Linked DNA regions of Mus musculus: region 2 is linked to region 1. Evidence: chromatin loops called from intact Hi-C (ENCODE). Cell type or tissue: heart. All regions are shown on one strand. Links, peaks and the distances in the headings refer to the core of each region. The heading gives the core; the rest is flanking DNA. Region 1 overlaps Bcorl1 (BCL6 co-repressor-like 1). Region 2 has its middle 27 kb from the start of Bcorl1.

Region 1 (9,689 bases), core at 2,102-6,101:
GAAGAGCCGAAAATACCAGACCGGGGAGTACCTGATTGAACAAGAAGAGCAGAGGCGGAAAGGGAGAGCAGGTAAGGCTGGCTCTAGGCTGCTGTTCCTGTTGTGACGTCAGCTGGAGCCTTAGGACTGACAGGAACCTGGTACTATAGTCTTCACATGTGGGATACACAGATCCATCTTGAGTATGTGCCTTTGAATCTAGAATGAATGAACACAAACTAGTCTACAAACTAGCCTTTTAAAAATGTATATCTGAACCTGTGGTCCAAGCCACTGTGATATTGTTGGCTTGGGCCACTGTCTTATCAGCGAGTTATGATTGGCTTGACAGAGTCAAGTTTTTGGAGACTATAGGTTCTTTTTTTCTGTGATATTCAGTTTAAAAGTAAGACAAGCCAGGTGTGGTATATACGTCTGCCATCCAAGCAGTCAGGAAGTTGAGGTAAGAGGACAGTGAGTTTGAGGACAGCCTGGGTTACATAGTGAAACCCTGTCTCAAAACAAAGAGGGAGGGGAGGGCATTGGCTGCCACACCTGGCATGCTTCTGCTCACAAACTAAAATGAAATGTAGTAATTCTAAAGGCAATAGAAAACCTGAAATATGTAAAACTCTCTGCTTTCTCAGGTAAAGCCACAAGGGGTTTTTTTAGAGTTAAAGTTTTGAGGTGACATAGGTGGCCCTGAGCTGTGAAAGCAGGCAGTTCAAAAAGAAAACTTTCTATGGCCATGGCTCATGCTTAAATACCATCATGGAAGGATAGACAGTCATAAAAAGCTTGTTCATACCAGGGTACTTCATTAAGTGCCGCTCAGGACTGTTCCCATAGTGGCTTTCTAATTGAGCAAAAAAAAAAAAAAAAAAAAAAAAAGCTCATCTCTGGATTCCATAGCAACACATTTGTCTCTTCTTATTCTCTGGCCTCTTCCCTTGAAATAACAATCGATTGTCTCTTACAGTGTATTCACTTTTAGCTGGTGATAAATATGTATAGTCCCCTTATTATCTAAAACAAACCAAGCTCACATTCTGTAGGCCATAGTTCCTGGGCATGCTATAATGCCGAGAAGGCTTAACCTCGTTTCTGACTCTGTTGAAGTGGAGGTGTATATGATACCTGTCCCCACGCTCAAGAGTAATTGAGCTCATTTTCATCAACTGTCTGAACAAGTGGGGCAATTTTGCCCTTCTTTTGCCGGAACTGTAATGGATTGGTCATGAATGAATTGTCAAACCATTGGCCTCAGCCGCTTGTTAGGACGCCCAGCAGTGTGTGTATTACTCAGTCCTCTCTAATGAAGGCTGCTTGCCTAGCTTGGGAGCCTCTCCTGGAGCTATCAGCTCTTTCTTTCTTCTTCTTCTTCTTTTAAAATCTATTTTCCTTTCCTTTTCTTTCTTTCCTTCTTTCCTTTCTTTCTCTTTTTCTTTTTAAAATATCTTTTTTATCCCTTTGAGACAGGGTCTCTTTACTATAAAGCTCTGGCTGTCCTGAAAATAACTCTGTAGACCAGGCTGGCCTCAAACTGACAGTGATCCACCTGCCTCTGCCTCTCAAGTACTAGGATTAAAGGCACATGATACTAGCTCTTTCAGTCAGAAGGACCTCTTTGGAGTTGCCTGGACCTATTTGCTAGCTAGTCCATAACACTGAGATAGACGTTGCCACAGCATGCATGATAGGGGCTTAGCTAGCCGTTGCTAGACCATCTGCAGTAACATACTGAATACCAGTGATCAAGGTATCTTGCTTGTTTAAGGGCAGCCCAAACTATTGAGAAGTAGGTCATTCTCCCTCTCTGAGTATTTTTGGGAGCTATGCATTGAAGCCACTGGTGTTAGCAAATCTTTTCATGCAGAAATTTCTTAAAAAAAAATATATATATATTTAAACAGGGTTTCTCTGTATAGCCCTGGCTGTCCTGGAACTCACTTTGTAGACCAGGCTGGCCTCGAACTCAGAAATCTGCCTGCCTCTGCTTTGCCTCCCAAGTGCTGGGATTAAAGGCGTGCGCCACCATCGCCCGGCTAAAATATATTTTTATTGATTTTTTTATGTTTATGGGTGCTTTTCCTGTATGTATGTCTGTGCAGCACATGCAGGCACTTACTGAGGAGGCTAGAATAGGGCACCAGAACCTCCAGACTGCAATACAGATCATTGTGATTCTGTGTGAGTGCTGGGAATCAAACCCGTGTCCTCATGAAGAGCATCTAGTGTTCCTAACCACGGAGGCATCTCTCTAACCCCGGGCCGGGGGGTGAGTTTTGACAAGCACGCCCCTCCTCAGAAAGCTCAAGTCTCCTTACCTACACTATTTGGCTTTCAGGCCAGGGTCAGAGAAGTAGGAAACGGACAAGCCAGGTAGATCACCCTCCTCTCTAACTCTCATGGCCTCTCCTTTCATCTTGTGCTTGGCTCGCTTCCTTTTCATTCTATGAAAGAGGTAGAAACAGCTCTTTCCATGTGCCTACCTGTCCCCTGCACACTCTGTGCTTTTGTAGGCTAGCATAAAGCTCTGGTTCTTCTGCAACTGAGTACACTCCAGAGTTTGCCCTGCCCTTGGTTACATGGAGTAGATGCCTGTTTATTTCCTTCTTTATTGAACTCCGAGATGTGGTTTTCCGTGCTCTCCACGGTTTTCACAAGGCACAGTTCTGTTTCTTCCTCTTGCTTTAACCCTCTTGTTGGGTCAGAAGCTCTGGATTAAGGCTGAGTATGGTGGGTGTATGCCTTTAATTATAGCACTCAAGAAGTAGAAGTAGGCGAATCTTTATGAGTTCTAGACTAACCTGGTCTACATAGTGAGTTTCAGGTCATCCAGGACCATATACTGAGACCATGTCTATAAAACAAGCCAGGAGGTGGTGGCGCACGCCTTTAATCCTAGGACATGGGAGGCAGAGGCAGGCCGACCTCTGAGTTCCATGTCAGCCTGCTCTGCAGAGTGAGTTCCAAGACTGACAGGGCTACACAGAGAAACCCTGTCTCTAAAAATAAAATAAAAGAAGCAGTGCAGAATCCCTAGCACTCAGGGTGCAGAGGCAGGTGCTTCTCCAGGCAGCCAGGGTTTTACAGAGAAACTCTGTCTCAGAACAAAAGGGAGCAGGGATACCTGCTGGGCAAGTGAGAATTGGGTTTGTTCAATGAGTGTCGCTGGGTATATCAACCACACACTAGTCCAGGTTGAATGCACACAGTAGTTGGCTAACACAAAACATACTCCATGTTTTTTTTTAATGGGCTTTTTGTTTTGTTTTCATATTTTTTTGCCATGCTGATTCATTTTTGTTTTTCATGTTTGTGTTTTAGGTTTTTGGAGAGAGGGAAAACATTTTAAAAAGACTAAAAATGGGGTAAAAAGACCTGAGTTTGAATGTTCTTGCTGGAAGTGTCAGAGACCATGTAGCACAGCATTTCTTGGCCATATTGTGAGGACCCACTAATACACTAGGTGGAAGAAGGATAGTATGATAGCTAGGGCTTCTTTCCTAAATCCATAAGCTACAGCCAGTTGTGCAATTTCCTTTTATTGTTGTTATTGTTTTGAGACAAGTTCTGTCTGCATAGTCCTTGCAGTCCTGGAACCCACGACATAGACCAGGCCGTCTTCCAACTCACAGAGATTCAAGGCTTGCGCTACCTCCCACCCCAGCCAATTCACTGGTCTTGAATAGAGACTCCTACATCTGCATCTGCCTTTGGCAGTTTTACAGATGAGAGTCCATTTCAAGTTTGGGGTGGCAGTGAGTTGAGAACTCTGGGATTCCAGTCTCTTCATTTCACACATGGTAGAAACTGAAGTTGCAGCTACTTCATTCATAGCCTTACTGATCTGTTGTGTGCTAGGCTTGGTGTTCAGGTTTGTGACGGAGATACCCCTTCCCCCTAGAGCTTGCACTGAAGTCATATAATAAATAGTGCAGCAACAAATAAGAGAGACCCTCCCTCAATACAAGGTGGAGGGAGGGGCCTGACACCTGATGTTGACCTCTGTAACTGCTCATTACAGCACCTACAAATACAGACATAGCCACACACACAAGCCATGCATCTCCATTGCCAATCGATACAAGTGAATGGTTTATGTCACCTACACAAGAGGTTTAAGGCAGACCCTATGGGGTGAGGCTCTTGCTAGTGGAGTTTGCAGTAGACCTTTTTGAAATTACAATTTTAGACACATGTTGTTGCCCTGTGATACCAATTACCTGATTTCCAATCAGGGAAGGCAGTATCTTTCTGCCATTACACACAAGTAGGCCTATACTGCGCTGGGGAGTGTCTGTTGCATTTACCTTGGTATCTTCAGACAGGAACTGACAGGCAGTTAGAGGTGAGGAGAACTGAGCTCGTAAAGTTAGCCCTCCACTTTGTACTTGAACCCCACTGTACTTGATTGATACTTCAGCAAAACTGCCAAGTTGCTTTTGATTTTGGAGAGGGAGGGGGTAGAGAAAGGCTGAAAAGAGATTCTGGTTTGCTCTGAGCTATGGGGAGATCCTTTCAAAATGACCCGCATTTTGGGGGCCAGTTAGATGGGCTGCCCCCTGCTGGCAGGTCTGGGAAGCGCCTCCCACGGATAGATGGGGAATTTGCATGGTAAAGCACTAAAGGATGGTGTTCCATTTCTGTGACAGTCGTTCTTTCCTGTTTCTTGTTCAGATTCAAAGGCCCGTAAGCAGAAGACTTCCTCCCAAAGTTCAGAGCACTGCCTCAGGAACAGGAACCTTCTCTTGTCCAGCAAAGCCCAGGGGATCTCGGACTCACCAAACGGTTTCCTTCCAGATAACCTGGAGGAGCCAGCCTGCCTTGAAAACCCAGAAAAGCCGTCAGGAAAGCGAAAGTGCAAGACCAAGCACATGGCAAACGCCTCAGAAGAGGCAAGGGTATGTAGCCACCAAAGGGACCAATATGACGACCGTGGGCTAGAGAGGCCGACTTTCTAGCACGTCTGTCTAGCTGTAATTCTCTCCCAGAGGGCAAAGGAAACAAGTAGATGGGGGAGGGGGCCACTGAGCTGTATGAAAGTATTCTAAAAGTATTCTAGAAACGCGGGACACATTCAAACAGTGGAAACTGAAGTTATAGTTAATTATGGGGTTTGACCCCTGATTTCTTTTCCCTAACAATCCTTGTACCTCATTTTTAAATATGGCAGGGTATTAGCCTGAACAGATTGTTAACATCCAGTCAAGAAGCTCCTGTCTGACTTTCTGAGACAACTAAGGTAGAGTGTAACTTGTTGAAGCCAGGATTTTGTTACCTAGACCAAGGTTTAAGGGTCCAGGTTAGCTGCTGTCTCCATCCTGTCCCCTGTTCCTTTGCCTCTGGAGGAAGCCTAGCAGCGAATGAATTGGGTACTTAGCAGTTAGCCAGGCAAGCATTCTTTGAACCCTTTTCAAAATTACCAGTTCATTTGCTTCTGCGGTTCATAACACTTGCAGCGCTGTCAGATTCTACAATGTACCGCTAAAGAAGAATGGCATAGTCCTTTGAAGGAAGTGAGTTGCAGGTCCAGCGTGTACCTGTGATAGGTATCTGCCATTGACAACAGAAAATCAAATGACCACGTTGGGCTGGTTTGGTTAGTTACAGCTCTTATTCTTCTGTCTGGCTTTCAAGTAGGAATTCCCAAATGATACCAGTGAGGGATAGATGCTTGTCTTTGCCCACCTCTTCCTCCCCCGTGAATCCTTGTTGCAGCTTAGACAAGACACTCAAGTCTATTTGCTCATCTTTAAATGGAGCTGATGCTCCCTGCCCCTTCTGTCTCACAGGAGTACTTGGGGGGAACAAAAGCAATGTCTGTGACAGGCTTTGATAACGGAAAGTGTTCTCTGAGGGTCAGTATGCATCCTTGCACTTCAGGCAGAGACAGGAATGAGAGAACTAGAGGGAAAGCCAGACCAACTGTGATCTGGCATGCCAGGGAATCCATTATCCCAAACCCATAGACTACAGGACTGATAGGAGCCACTGGGAGAGTACAGACACGTGCTTGGCTCTGGCCGCCTCTTTCTTCTTGTCACTTTTTATTTATTTAATGTATGTGCTTATATTGTGTGTAGAGGTGAGAGGACAAGCTCGGGTGTAGGTCCCTTGTTTGAGACAGTCTCTCTGTTTTTCTGCTGCATGCACTGGGTAAGCAGGAATGGATTTTTTTCTGTCTCCACCTCCCATCTTCCCATAGAGTACTGGGTTTATAGGCACTTGTATCACAAGTCCAGCTTTTATATGGGTTCTGGGGATTCGAACTCATATCCTCATGCTTGTATGGCAAAGTTGCTTTTACTCCAGCTCTCCTGTTGGTGCTCTTAATTCCCAAGTACTTCTTAGAGGTAGGCACTTATATTCCAGTCATTTTACAGTAAAGACTTATGAGAGGTGACTCAGTGGTCCTCCTTGCCAGAATCAGGACATGAAACAAATTTGTCTGCCTGAGGAAGAGGCCTAGGTTGTCAATGTGTCTTGCAGTCTCTGAGTAACTGCTTTCTGCCCGTTTCTGGGCCTCCCTAGGAAGTAGGTTAGTAGGCAGAAAACACTACCATCTTTAAACAGTTCTGAGACAGGTAGAGGTCCCCGGGTCCTGCCCTCCTTCCCATCTTCCCTGGCCCCATCCCACACAAAGGGCTCAGCAGCACACTCATGCTTCTGTGTGCTTGCTCTGGCTGGCACCGGGTCTGCTAAAATGTTCTCCTGGAGAGGGTTTTGTCTCTCCCTGCAGCCTCCCTTCCCCCTCCTGCCTTTCTTTCTCTCCCAGTCACCACACCTGCTCCAGTTGCCCCCATGGCACGGGGCTTTGTAGTAGGAAGCAAGGCAGGGGGAGGATGGGGGATGCTCCTGCAACACTAAAGCGCAGCATTGGACAAGAGCCTCTTCCCACAGGGGCTCAGAGCCAGGAGGAAGAGGGGGGAGGGGTCCCCTTACATGGTCTCACCCCTCCCCCTCTCGGGCAGCCTTCTTGCCTGCTCTGGCAGCCTGGCTTTCAGAAAGGAACTTACTGGAGCTGGCTTAGTGTCACAAAACCTGAGTCCATTTCCCCATGGTTTCCAGTCCTGGTGTTATAGTTTCCATCTTCCTAGCAATAAAGCAGTATCATATAGTTAGTGTTTTCTTGCTAGGGATTGTGCCTCCACCGTTCTGCCATGGAAACTGATCAAGACTTGTTGAAATTTACCCGAGGGCATAGATTCCCTGGCCCTGTATCATTTATCTCTTAGTGCCCCTTCCTTGACTTTATGGAACTTTCTAGGTAACTTTTTTTGACTCCCCAGGCTTTGTACAGGGATAGCTTGAATCAAGGCAACACATAATTGTAATGCGCCCAGCTCTGACTTCAGTGCCGTAAGCAACAACTGAGAAGGTGACAGTGGGACCGGTGCCCCTAAGGAACTTAAGAACTAGCGAGAGCTACGTGTAGAGGGTAAAGAAGGCTTGTTTGATCCTGGAGCTGAAGGCCAGCTTAAGCAAAGTAGTAAGACAGAATCCTAATGGAAATTAAGAAAAAAAAACTTCCTAGGGGTTTCAAGACTCAACTACCCATGGAAAACAGCAAGAAAATAAGAAGTGAGATGTCAGAGGATAAACTCTGAGTAGGCTTTGGACTTGCAGTGGGGCCAGAGGGCAGAAAAGTGCAGAGGACAGGATTGGACTGAGCTTCGGATGCTCGGGGGGGCTTTGAGTAGATGCTCGTGTTTTTAGCATAAACAGTCACTCTGAAATCTAGCGGCCCCGCATAACCAGAAGCAGATAGCCACGTATCATCTTTTAGTTTCTGGAGCTCAGGGTTTCAGGAACAGCTTAGCTGAGCCCAGTGTGGGGTTTTGTGTGAGGTCACAGTCCAGGTGTTAGGCAGGACTACATCGGTGTGTTTCTGGTGTATGTAGTTTGTGCACGTAGCTGGCAAAATGATGCTGACCATTGGGAGGAGGCCTCTATTCCCTTCCTCGTGGATCCCCTCAAAGGTCTTTTCTCACAGAAAATAATTTGAGAGAGAACCAAAAAGGTGCCATAGTGTCTTTTGGAACCTGACTTTGGAAGTGACACCCCATTCCCTTTGTAGTCTTACCTGGGTAAACCTTATCCCAGTGTGGGAAGGGAGCTACACAGAGCTGGACCCTCAGGGATAGGATCGTCAGGGTTCATTGTGGTGGCCACCCCGTTACTCTTCTATCTGCTTTCTAGTGGATTCAAGTCTCTCATCCATGCAGGGTCTAAAACCCTGCTAACATCCCCTCAGGTGACCTTCAGTTCATAGCTTTGACTTGGAGCCAGGTGCAGCTGAGGCTGCTCCCATCTTGGAATCCAGTTGCTACAGCGCAGTTATTCCTCACCTAGAACCTGAGTTTGAGATATAAGTGACCTGTGCCCCTACAGACCAGACCAAGGGAGGCACAGTCGAGCAAGCACAGAAAGCTCCTATGTACGTACCTTCAACTCAAAATGGGGCAGAGGGAAGCACCTCTGTGTGGCTTCTGCAGACAGACCTCTCAGAACATTTGTAGTCCACAGCCTTTGTAGGACTTCATTATTTCAGAAGGGAAAAATGAATGCTCCGAGGAGTTAGGCTTTACTTAAGGGTCTTAAAGAATATATTTATTCATTTATTTTATATGTACATGAGTACACCATTGCTGTCTTCAGACACACCTGAAAAGGGCATCAGATCCCTTTACAGATGGTTGTGATCCACCATGTGGTTGCTGGGAATTGAACTCAGGACCTCTGGAAGGGCAGTCGGTGATCTTAACCACTGAGCCATCTCTCCAGCCCTACTTTAGGGGTTTTAACTAGTGGGTGGCAGAGGCAAACTTCAAGCCCAGCCCTGTCTGGTTCCAGGGCCTCACAGTCCACTGCCCAGGATGGGCCTGAATATAATCTTAGGCCATGGTATGAAAAAAGCTGATGCAAGCTTATGAGGTTGGATATGGGGGCAGGTTTATAGAGGAGTGAAGGGATTGAGAATTGTGCCTGGTCAGACTGCTGCCTCTGTGTGTCTCTTTGTTCTCATTACCTATAGACACAGCTTGTCCAAAATGTCAACAAGTGGACGTTGGGGCCAGGTAGAAAAGGCATACCAAGTGCTTGAGAGAAGCTGGGCTGTCTCGTCCCAATTTTCAATCCTCCCGTCTTGCCAGGGTTTATGGGGCTGAGGATCTGATATTTCTAACATGTTGTCTTCTTAGTCAGGGTCTCTATTCCTGCACAAACATCATGACCAAGAAGCAGGTTGGGGAGGAAAGGGTTTATTCAGCTTACACTTCCACATTGCTGTTCATCATCAAAGGAAGTCAGGACTGGAACTCGGGCAGGTCAGGAAGCAGGAGCTGATGCAGAGGCCATGGAGGGATGTTCTTTACTGGCTTGCTTCCCCTGGCTTGCTCAGCCTGCTCTCTTATAGAACCCAAGACTACCAGCCCAGAGATGGCACCACCCACAAGGGGCCTTTCCCCCTTGATCACTAATTGAGAAAATGCCTTACAGCTGGATCTTGTGGAGTCATTTCCCCAACTGAAGCTCCTTTCTCTGTGATAACTCCAGCCTGTGTCAAGTTGACACAAAACTAGCCAGTACACATGTATCCACCCATGGAAATGCAGGGGCTTTCCTTATTTTGAAAATAAGCTCACATGACTAGTGACTAACCTAGCCTCCAGGCTCCCAAGCTGACAGTAGACTGGGCCACTTGG
Region 2 (9,689 bases), core at 2,996-6,995, 69 kb before region 1:
GGCAATGCCAGGCCGAGATTTTAGTGCCTCTGGGTCATATTCACTGAGTGGGTGGTCACCTCTTATCGTTGTGGGGCAGGGGGACTGAGGAACGACAGGATATTGACCTCATTTCCTCCTGGCCCGAACTTCCTCAATGGAAAAAGCAGACTGAACAAGGTTTTTTATTGAATTGGTAGCACTTTGGAAAATTATAGCCAATTCCCAGTAATCAGTGGCAACAAGGGGCCGGCAGTAGGGTCTGCAATTAGATAAAGAAAAATAGCAATGTTTACAGTTCAGTTTGTTTTAAAATGACAGATCTCCCTTTATAACTGTGAACCAACGAAGGTTCAACTATGAGTTGGTCTTTGCTTCAGCCCTTCTGTTCAGAGCAGTTCCTCCACCTGTCCCTACATTCTTTGGCCTCCAGAACTCTTGAGTGCTTTGCTCCAACCCCTACCTCCTAAAGGTTCTGTTCTGTCTCCATCCTCCATATTCCCTCTGGCACTTGGTATAGACCTTTTTGCAGTTGGTCTTTTCTGCCTGTCTGTGACCTGTCTCTCTTCACAATAAAAGCTTCCAGAAGGCAGACTGCATTGTTTTGTCCAGTTCAGCAGGTCCTTGCGCTTAGCACTCTGCCTGGCACAGTTAGACTCCTACCCAACCCTTCGTTTGTTGTTGCTCAGTGAACTCTGGGTACCCTGGGTCTCATGTCCCAGTGGCCTTGAGGGGTACTCTAAGGTCAGGGGGATTCCAGACTCCAAGGGCCTAGAGGGAGCTTACACCCCCACCCCATCCCCTGCAGATAACAGGGAATTCCCTGTACTTTGCAAGCTGGAAAGGAGTAGTATTTACCAAGCCCAATTACTGCCCATTTTGTTGTTCTGGGAGAGGGAAGTGTCAAACCTAGCCGAGTAGACAGAGTGTGATGGAGAAGAAAGGGCTTCTTAGGCAGGCAAACAGACCCTGCAGTTCCCATTTGGTCACTGGGCCCCCTAAGTGTGAGACTGGAGAGTTGATGGTGAGAGAGAGAAGGAAAAAGAGGGAGTGGGCCCATGCACTGAGCTCTCCTTTCTGCTCCTTTAGCCCCTGGTCCATGCCTCCTCCTTGCTGGCCTCCCTCTGGGCTCTTAGGCTCTTTGTTGGTCTGTCTGTCGGTCCGCTTTTTACTCTTCTCTTCTCTCTCTCTCTCTCTCTCTCTCTCTCTCTCTCTCTCTCTGTTCACGTGATCGCCCGCTCTCAATGGCTTTGATCACCTCTTCTGAGGCAGCACCTTTCCGCTGGTAACAGGAGATACTTGGTGTCTGGGGCGGAATGAGTTTCCTTCCTCCTCTTTTTTCCTCTGCGTTCTCCAGCGACTCTGGCGGCTCCTTGCTGCTTGGTCTCTGGCCCTCGGCCCTCCACCACCTCTCCAGCCTCTCCAGCCTCTCCCAGCCCCCACAGTGCTCATGCTCTCTCCTTTCCCCTCCCCTGCGGGCCCTCCCTAGGCAGCCAGCCTTCTTTGGGGAGAGGGTTTCTGCGCGGCGGCGGGGAGGGGGGGTGCAGATAAAAGGGCCTGAACCGACTCCGGAGCACCCCTTTGCAGGGACCCACCACGTGGGCCCTCCGTCTTCCTACAATGGACAACCTTCTCGTTCTGGCCAGCCAGAGGACAGGAGTTCTGCCCGTCAGGCAACCTTTCTGGCCAGATTCGAGCCAGTTGCTCTGCCTTAGATGCCAAGCTTCTGGGTGCTTCGAATACCAAAAAATGCATAGGGCACTCACTAGTCCTGGAGATGCTCCTGAGTATGGAAGCAGCTCGTTTGGTTCCTCGGGCTGGAGAATCGCCAGCTTAAGGGAGGAGACGCAGGGCTCCAATTTCAGAAAGCTCCCAGTCCTGGGTGGGGAGGCTTGGGGAGGGGTGTGTGACAATATCTCCAGCCTCAGGACAGCCCTGAGTCTGATGGGAGATATGCATTCTCTCCACTTTGTAGTCCAAACCGAATAAGGATGAATTCAGAAGCGAGATCTCAAGAGGAAGCTGAGACAGGCAAATAGAGAGTTCCAGACCAAGCTAAGACTCTATGTAGAATAACAACAACAACAAAAACAATAACGCTGAGATAAAATGTCTTGTCAAGGCAGAGCTGAACCTACATATTGGTGAACTCTGGACAGAACCATATATTGTTTCTCCGCCATTGTGCCCAGCACGTACCGAACTAACCGTCTTCCTTCTACCACTAGCAACTATCATCACTTGAACCCACCGCCACAGTTTGGAATCAAAAGCGAATTCCCATTATTTACATGGGTAAAATTTTTTAAAAGGCTGGATAGAACAAGCGCATCAGGCAAAAACATTTCCACAGTAGCTTCTCTGCAAATGTAAGCTCTTAGCTAGAGGCTGCTTCCAGGGTGCTTACCTGGCCCACATGCCAGGAGTAGGCATTTTAGATACGATGTTGGGACTATTTATCTGACACAGACACACACACAGCTGGCCACTTAATGCTATCTTAGTCAATAAAGCTAAGTCCCCTCAGGGGATATTGCCTGTAGCCACAGCCACACTTACTCTACAGTGGGGCATAGCCCTGGCCAATCCCATATCGAATGACCCAAAGGCTGTGCGGGGAGGGGTGCCAGCAAGAATTCCATCTCTCCAGGATCTTGCAGAATGACTTGACTTGTGAAGTGCTCTGGGCCCCATAGGTAACAAGTAGAATAGTACTTGTTTGCGACAAAGACTAATAAAAATGGTTACCATGGCCACTATTTCTTGAGCTCTTCCCAAGTGGCAACTGTATATAGCATATATTATATTGAATCAATATATATGGTGGGTACTATTATTGTCCCTGTTTAGAAGAGAAAGCAAATATGGTGCAGATAATAAAAGTCCAGACCTCTAAATTAAAAGAGGTTTCATTATTACCTAATAGCAAAACTGAGTTTGAAATCCAGGTCTAGTCATTGTCCAGCTTCAGGTGTTTAACCATTATACTATCCTATCTGTTTCTTACATGGAATGATTCTAAGACTCCTAGAAAGAACACCGTGAGGAGTTGGGGGTGGGGGACATTTCCTGAAAACGAGTCATTCAAAATGTGGTGGTTAAAGGGGGTGGAGCACAGGAAGCAAAGTGATCTTGCTGGCTCTTTAAATGTCATAGATCCTCCAATAAAACTCCAGACTATTACAGTCTACCTGCTCAGGCCCAGAGATATAGTCCCATTTCTGGTTTCTGTCTTCTGGATAGAATGCCAGGCCCCAGGGTGAGCTTCTGGGAGGCAGTGTTGTGGGGGTGGGCTTGATAATAGACCCCTGCTGCCCTACCCCCAGTCTTCCCTGAAGGGAGGACAAATAGAGCCATTGATTGGAAACTCTCCCAGAGGGCATTAGAGTAATGACTCTGGACTGTGTGATGCCCACACCCCCTTTGACCTCCTTACTGACCCCTGCCCTGGGAAGTTCCAAAGGCCACAAATCTCAGTTGCTTGTGGGCCATGTGGTTTGTGGCTAGTTGTAGTCTTTGAGGGGTCAGGGAAATAAGGGGGGGTAAGGGATACTTCTTCTCACTGTGCAGGGTCCCTTCCAAATCCTGCCAAGACATACTGCAACTACTGATATTTTTGAAAAGCAGCAGGGCTCTGTGCTGATATGCATGCATGTTTGCACTGCCTGCCATACATTGGTGTTGGAAGAAAAGTGCCAGGGTACAGAAGGTGCTATGTGGCAGTAGACAGGTCTTACCCCTAAAGGAGTACTACTTCCAAGCCAGGTGTGTAGGTGGATGGCTTGACCAGGAAAAGCTTAGAAGTCTAAATCCTCATTTCTAGCATTAGAAAAAGAAGCTTTGAATGCCTTCCGTATATGCCAGCCTTCTTGTGGGCACTAAGCTGTGATGTTAAGATCATCTCCATTGTAGCCGGGCAGTGGTGGCGCACGCCTTTAATCCCAGCACTTGGGAGGCAGAGGCAGGCGGATTTCTGAGTTCGAGGCCAGCCTGGTCTACAAAGTTGAGTTCCAGGACAGCCAGGGCTATACAGAGAAACCCTATCTCGAAAAACAAAAACAAAACAAAAAAATCATCTCCATCACTTGAATACTTATGACCTAGCACAGGTGACAGAAACAATAAAACATGCTACCAAAACTATGGCAACGAGAATTAATAAAGAATCATTCAGCCATTTGAAGTGGCGAGCTAGAGGGACTTGGGGGAGAATATGGCTGCTTAATCTGACCCCGAAGCACAAACCCCATTCTAATCTCTATTACCATCTCCCTGCGTGAGCTCAGCAAATGATTAAGCCATCTGGGTGGCCTCAGTTTCTCCACCTTCAAAATGGGAGCCATAAACTGAGCGAAGCTGCTTGTGTTTTTGAAATGCTGAAGGAGCTCAATCAAGTTCAAAGCCAGTGTGGGCTCCGTGGTGAAGTCCAGACCAGTCTGAGGTACCTAGCAAGACTCCGCCTCAATAAGTAAATAATTAAATAGAAAAATAAAACAATCAGGGGCGGTAATCTGTGAAGTCAGGCCCCTGCGTGTCTGTGTCTTGTGTAGCCTACCTCTCATTTTGTTTGGACCCCACATTCAACATGGACCCCTGCAGCGAGCTGAGGGAGAGTATAACAACGATTTCCTCGCGATCCCAAGTAAACACGGTGAAGAGCCGAAGACTAAGGAAAATTGAGATTGAGAGGCTGAGGGAAGTTACAAGGGAGATTCAGTTGTGCGCAGGATGTGCGTGGCCCCAAAGGAAGAGGAGAGGAGAGTTCAGAGTTTAACTTCTCTTCTGACTTAACTAACCACCTTTATGTATCAAATAATCCTTCCAAAACCTTTCCTCTCCTCCACCTTTGAAGCAAGTCCTCTACCCAACCCCAGCAATCTATCTTGAGGACCAGGGAACTGAGCTGCCCTTTCCGACCTCTTCCTCTCATTGATTGGCATCACCTTCATTTCTCTAAGGAGTCCAGCGGAGCATCTGCCTGCACTTTTTTTGTTGTTGTTGTTAAAATTCCAATCCCACTTTAGGGGAGACGATTGCCAGCTGCATTCCGTTTTGTCTTCGCTGAACAAGGACAGAGTTCCTTTTACTGGCCCTAAACTGCTCCCTGTAGAGCTTCAGCGGGGCTAGAGAGCTCCGGTCCTGGACTGGGCCAAGCAGGCTGCGCTGCCACTCCAGGATTTCCTGCACTTGGAGAGGCGAGGTCGGCTCGAACTTCGGCCTGTGGAGAAGGCAACTCCGCATCTCTTTAAGATGCAGAAACTCCCAGCCCACGCCCACACCCACGCCCCTCGGGCCACCCCCGCCCGCCTTAGGCTCCTCCCACAGCCCTCGGTGTCAAGGGCCTCCCAGCCACCTGCCCGATGCACATCCCGCGAGCAAAGCACGACCGCGGGAGAAGGAAGCGGAGATCGTGCCCACACCAGCCGGGCGCTGACTACTGCCAGCAGCTCGCTTTCCCCGGTCGTCTGCCCTTACCCAGCATGCACTTCCAGGCCCTGAGCTATCTTGGAGCCGCAGCCCTTGGGGTCAGAGCGGCCAGAAGAAACAGGAAGTTTGGGACGGTCTTAGTCCTGGGGCAGGGAGTCCGAAAAGGCAGGCCCTTCGCTCCGCGCTGCCCACCCTCCCCACCGCCCATCGCCGGCCCTCTCCATCTGGCACTTCCCTGGGGTCCGTTTCGGGGGCTGGCCTGAACTCGAAAAAAATCCAGATGTGTTAGGGGGGTCATTCAAGGCACAATCCCAGGCTTCTCTTCGCAGTAGCATCTTTAGGTATAAAGATCGAGGGTGTACAGGAAGGGAGAGAATGCCCTGGTCCTGATGAAGTGGTAGTCCCAAGGGTAAGGAAGGAGAGAGGCGATAGATTTGGGTAAGGGTAGTGACTAGAGATTCATTTCCCACGGACCGTCTCTTGGATAAGGCAATGGTTAGAACCCAGTGCAGAATCCAGAGATCATTGCTTCCGCCCTCCATCCAGCTAGTTAGCTTCTCTCCATATTAACTTTAGAGACGTTCCAGCCCATCAGGGACCATCTCACAAGTCAGCACTGCCATTCACTAGAAGCACTTGGCAAAATAGAAGTGACCCCTAATGCAGCCCTATTCTTAGTGCAGAGAACACAAAGCACATGCCCATTGAAGGTGATCTCCATCCACAGCATTTGGACAGGCAGAGAGGACTGGATTCTCTGTCCCGGGGGTCTCTCTCTCACTCCCCACTCCTAAGTCCCTACTAGCTAAACCAATGACACCACCAACTTCAATCCTCACGTTGTCGTCTCCCCACCCCCACCCCCAACTGAGAGAGGTTTGGGTAGCAGTTGCTCCCAGTGAGCTGTTTTGATCCCAGCATGCCATTTGGCCAATCCTCTTCTGGTTGTGCAGACAGGCCCTCTGTGCCTCTGCTTGGAAACACTGGTTCTCTTCCCACAACCTCACTCTTCAATCCAAAACCCGCTTCCTTGCTCACTAGACATGCCCAAGTTCTCCTGGATGATTTCCTGAATCTTCCTAGCTTTGTCTCGAGGAGGGGGCCAGGGCGTGACAAAGGTGCAAGTCTTAAATGGCTTGAAAGTAAGACTGTGACGGTAATAATTCAAGGGTTTTAGAACGGTTGTAAAGTGAGAGTATTACTGGCATAGTTTCTGCCTCGGACACCCCCAGGCAGAATTAATTGGTCCTTTTTCTGTGCTCTCCTAATGCAGTCTTAATCTTTATGCCTCTATTATCACATTGTATTGTAATTATTTGTTTATGTGTTTGTCTGCCCCGTCGAAGGTGAGCCCCTGGAGGGCAGAAACCACACCTTATTTATTTCTATCTCTCTAGCTCCCCACACACTTCCTAGCTCAGTAAAGGGCTGTTGACTAAATGACCTAGAAATGGAAGGGATTCTGTTAATTGACAGACTCTCGTTTGCCTTTCCTATTCTTTGATGCAACTTCGACATGCATCCATGGATACACTCACTGATGTAAATGCTCAAACTCAGCTGATATACAAAAGCCAATGTACCACACAGTCTGGGTGTCAGTATAAGACCACACCTTGTAAAGTAAGAGGATGCTACCTCACATCAAGTAACTGTCTTTCTGAACGTCTTCAAACCCAACTATCTGACAAATCAACAGCCAACAATCACAACTGTTTTGGTGGATGTTTTTTCATTGGCCTGGCTTTTAAAGTAACCTCAATTCAAGGTGTCAAAACACTGAACACTGGAGCCAGAAGGACTCTCTAAGGTGCTCTCAGAAAATTTCTTTTGCAGATGAGATGTTCCTCAGTACAAAGTCAGTCTTTTGTTCTTCATACCTTGAGTATGCATATGTATAACATGTGTTTGTATGTTGGCACCTGCCAGAATCTGCTGACATGTATAGCCATAGATATATCTGAAACCTGTGCCACCATTGCACAGGATCTATCAAGCCAGTGAGAATGGTCCCATCTGAGTGGAGGAGGAGGACAGGGTTCGTGCAGATCAAAGAAGGGAGGGCAGGGGTCACCCAGGCCAGGCCACCCTTGCCAGAATGCAAAGGGGGATAAAGAAGCCTACAGGTCAGGTTTGCAGCTGTCACCGAGTGTGCTTGGCTCTCCCAGCTCCCCTCTGCCCCACCCCTCCCCGCTGCCCCAGCCTGTAGAGGCGGAAAACATCCTGTGCTCATTCCAGGAGCATGTGCGCACTGCCTGTGAGGTATGTGAGTAGCGAACTTCCAGCTGCCGTCTTACACTTAAAGGTCCTGACAGGCCAACTCCTCCTCCCAAATAAAACCATTACCCACCACTGGCCTTTCTTCACATGGCGACCAGGACTCAACAGGAGAGATAGCAAGGCTTCCCCCTACCCTCCATCTCCTTGAGGATTTTTTTTTTCCCTTTCAGAACCAACTCCGACTGCGACTTCGAAGTCTACACAGGCTTAACCCCTACCTGTGTGTGAAAGCCTCTTGCAACCTGCTCCAGAGGATACTCTGTAGCTGGGCTCTGTTCTTATTTTCCCATCTAGGTCCTTGCAACTCCAACCCAGAGAATCCCGTTATCTGTTCCTTGCTTTTGCATAGTGCTTTACAGCTTTCAAAGCACAGTCCCATACAGGTCCTATTTTACATTTGTCAGGAGCTCTAAGGCAAGCATTAGTAGCTTCCTTTTACTGCACCAGGAGAGTGTAGCTCGAAGATAAGCAAGCTGCCCAAGGTCATATAGCTAACACAAGAGGGTGGGACAGAACCGTGGTCTCCATCTTTGCTACAAAGTATATATCTCAACCAGCCAGCTACTCAGATGTCTGACTCCTCAAGAAGAATTGAGGGGAGTACCATTTCTTCCTTCTTTGGCAATTCCAGGATGCCTTAAGGAGGACATCCTCTCCACTCAGACGGCATTGCAAGGCCTGAGTAGTCAGACAGCATACAAATGGCTAGTGGATCTTGGAAATTCCAGGTAAAGATGAGGAGTATTTGCATAGTGATTTTGTGCACCTCCAGGGTCTTCAGCAACACGCATCTCCTGCCTCTCTTCTGCACTCTAAGTTGCTCAGGACAATGCTCAAGACCTAGACAGAGAAGATACCATCTCTTCATGTAGACCCTGACTCTCCAAGGGTCTGCCAATCCAGCATGATGAATGATGAAGACTAAAGTTAAGATTGGTACTGATCAAAGGCATTGTGATCTAGATCCTTTCTTACAGAGACAGGTTATGCCAATAGACTTGTCCCGTGCCTCTTTAATTCTGGCAGGCGCAAATGAAGGGCACCCTCTCTCGTCCTTTTATGAATCTCAGCTGATTTCCCTTAAAGGCAGGCTGCTAGGCAGCACTTTCCGCCCCCACCAGACTCCCTCACTGTACCTGGGCCCCGCCTCGACTATCCTCAGGGGCGGAGCCAGCCCTAGGGCAAGCTGGGGCAGGAAGTGGTTGCAATTACACACTCCTGCCCTGCATTGGCTGTCACTACCGGGAGCGACATTGCTAACTGGACTAGCCCCAAACGTCCAGGCCAGGGCTGTGCTTGGCAGGGGAGCTCCTAGGCTACAATGAATCTTTCTCAAGGGAAGAATTTTCTAGGCTGAATAGGCTTGAAGCCTCAACTGTCTGATGTTCAGTCACATCCAAGGATATAGGAAGGAGGTTGTGAGTCTGGATCCTCACCCTTGCATGGCAGCCACTCCTCACTACTGTTGCTTTTTAGCCTGGCTTCTACCTACAAGCAATGTTCTTCTGCTACATGGACACCCTGCTCCAAGCTGCCAAGAGCTCTGATTTTTCCTAGCAGGAGAGAACAAGCTTTGATCTGTCACTGCAAACCACAGCACGGTGGTTTTATTTCTCCCTATCACTCCCCCATTTCCATTTCTTAGACACTCTCCTCTGGGGCCAGGGCTGGGCCAGGTGAAGGGTGGGACCGGTGTGCTCACAGCCGAGGGCTGAAAAGAAACCATAAAGAAGGATGGCTGGTGGAGTTTCAGGAGCTTTGCCTGAGATAGCGTTTGAAAACTCTGGGCTTTGGCTTTTACTGAAAAAAATTTTTTTAGCTTAGAAAATGGGCTACATTAGAGGCATAGAGATAAAACACTGCTCAGTAAAGAAACTAGACAATGAGCCAGACGTGGTGGCACATGCTGGAATCTCAGCACTTGGGAGGTGGAAGCAGGTAGAATCAGGCGTTCACTGCCACCCTCAGCTTCATAGCAAGTGTGAAGGCTGCCAGGATTACAT

Evidence for each region. Peaks named below come from ENCODE experiments on the same cell type or tissue, not always from the same donor. Only the 100,000 strongest peaks of a DNase experiment are listed, where the experiment ranks them.
Region 2: it touches region 1 in a loop (5-fold over the local background); 1 of 42 quality-filtered maps calls a loop at or near these places.

The regions. Positions count from the first base shown.
Region 1 is chrX:48,379,260-48,388,948 of GRCm38, forward strand. Bcorl1 (BCL6 co-repressor-like 1) reads left to right here. Exons shown (of 15, transcript NM_178782.4): 8 at 1-71; 9 at 4,663-4,886. Among named protein-coding and RNA genes, the nearest start is that of Bcorl1, 43 kb to the left of the region's middle. In heart, for the core only: a CTCF peak has its summit at 4,553 (motif pointing left); a DNase peak (open chromatin) is centred at 4,652.
Region 2 is chrX:48,309,494-48,319,182 of GRCm38, forward strand. No RefSeq gene overlaps it. Among named protein-coding and RNA genes, the nearest start is that of Bcorl1, 27 kb to the right of the region's middle. In heart, for the core only: no CTCF peak of the experiment used is centred there; a DNase peak (open chromatin) is centred at 5,288; H3K4me3 peaks cover 1,440 bases; H3K27ac peaks cover 1,059 bases; H3K27me3 peaks cover 1,119 bases.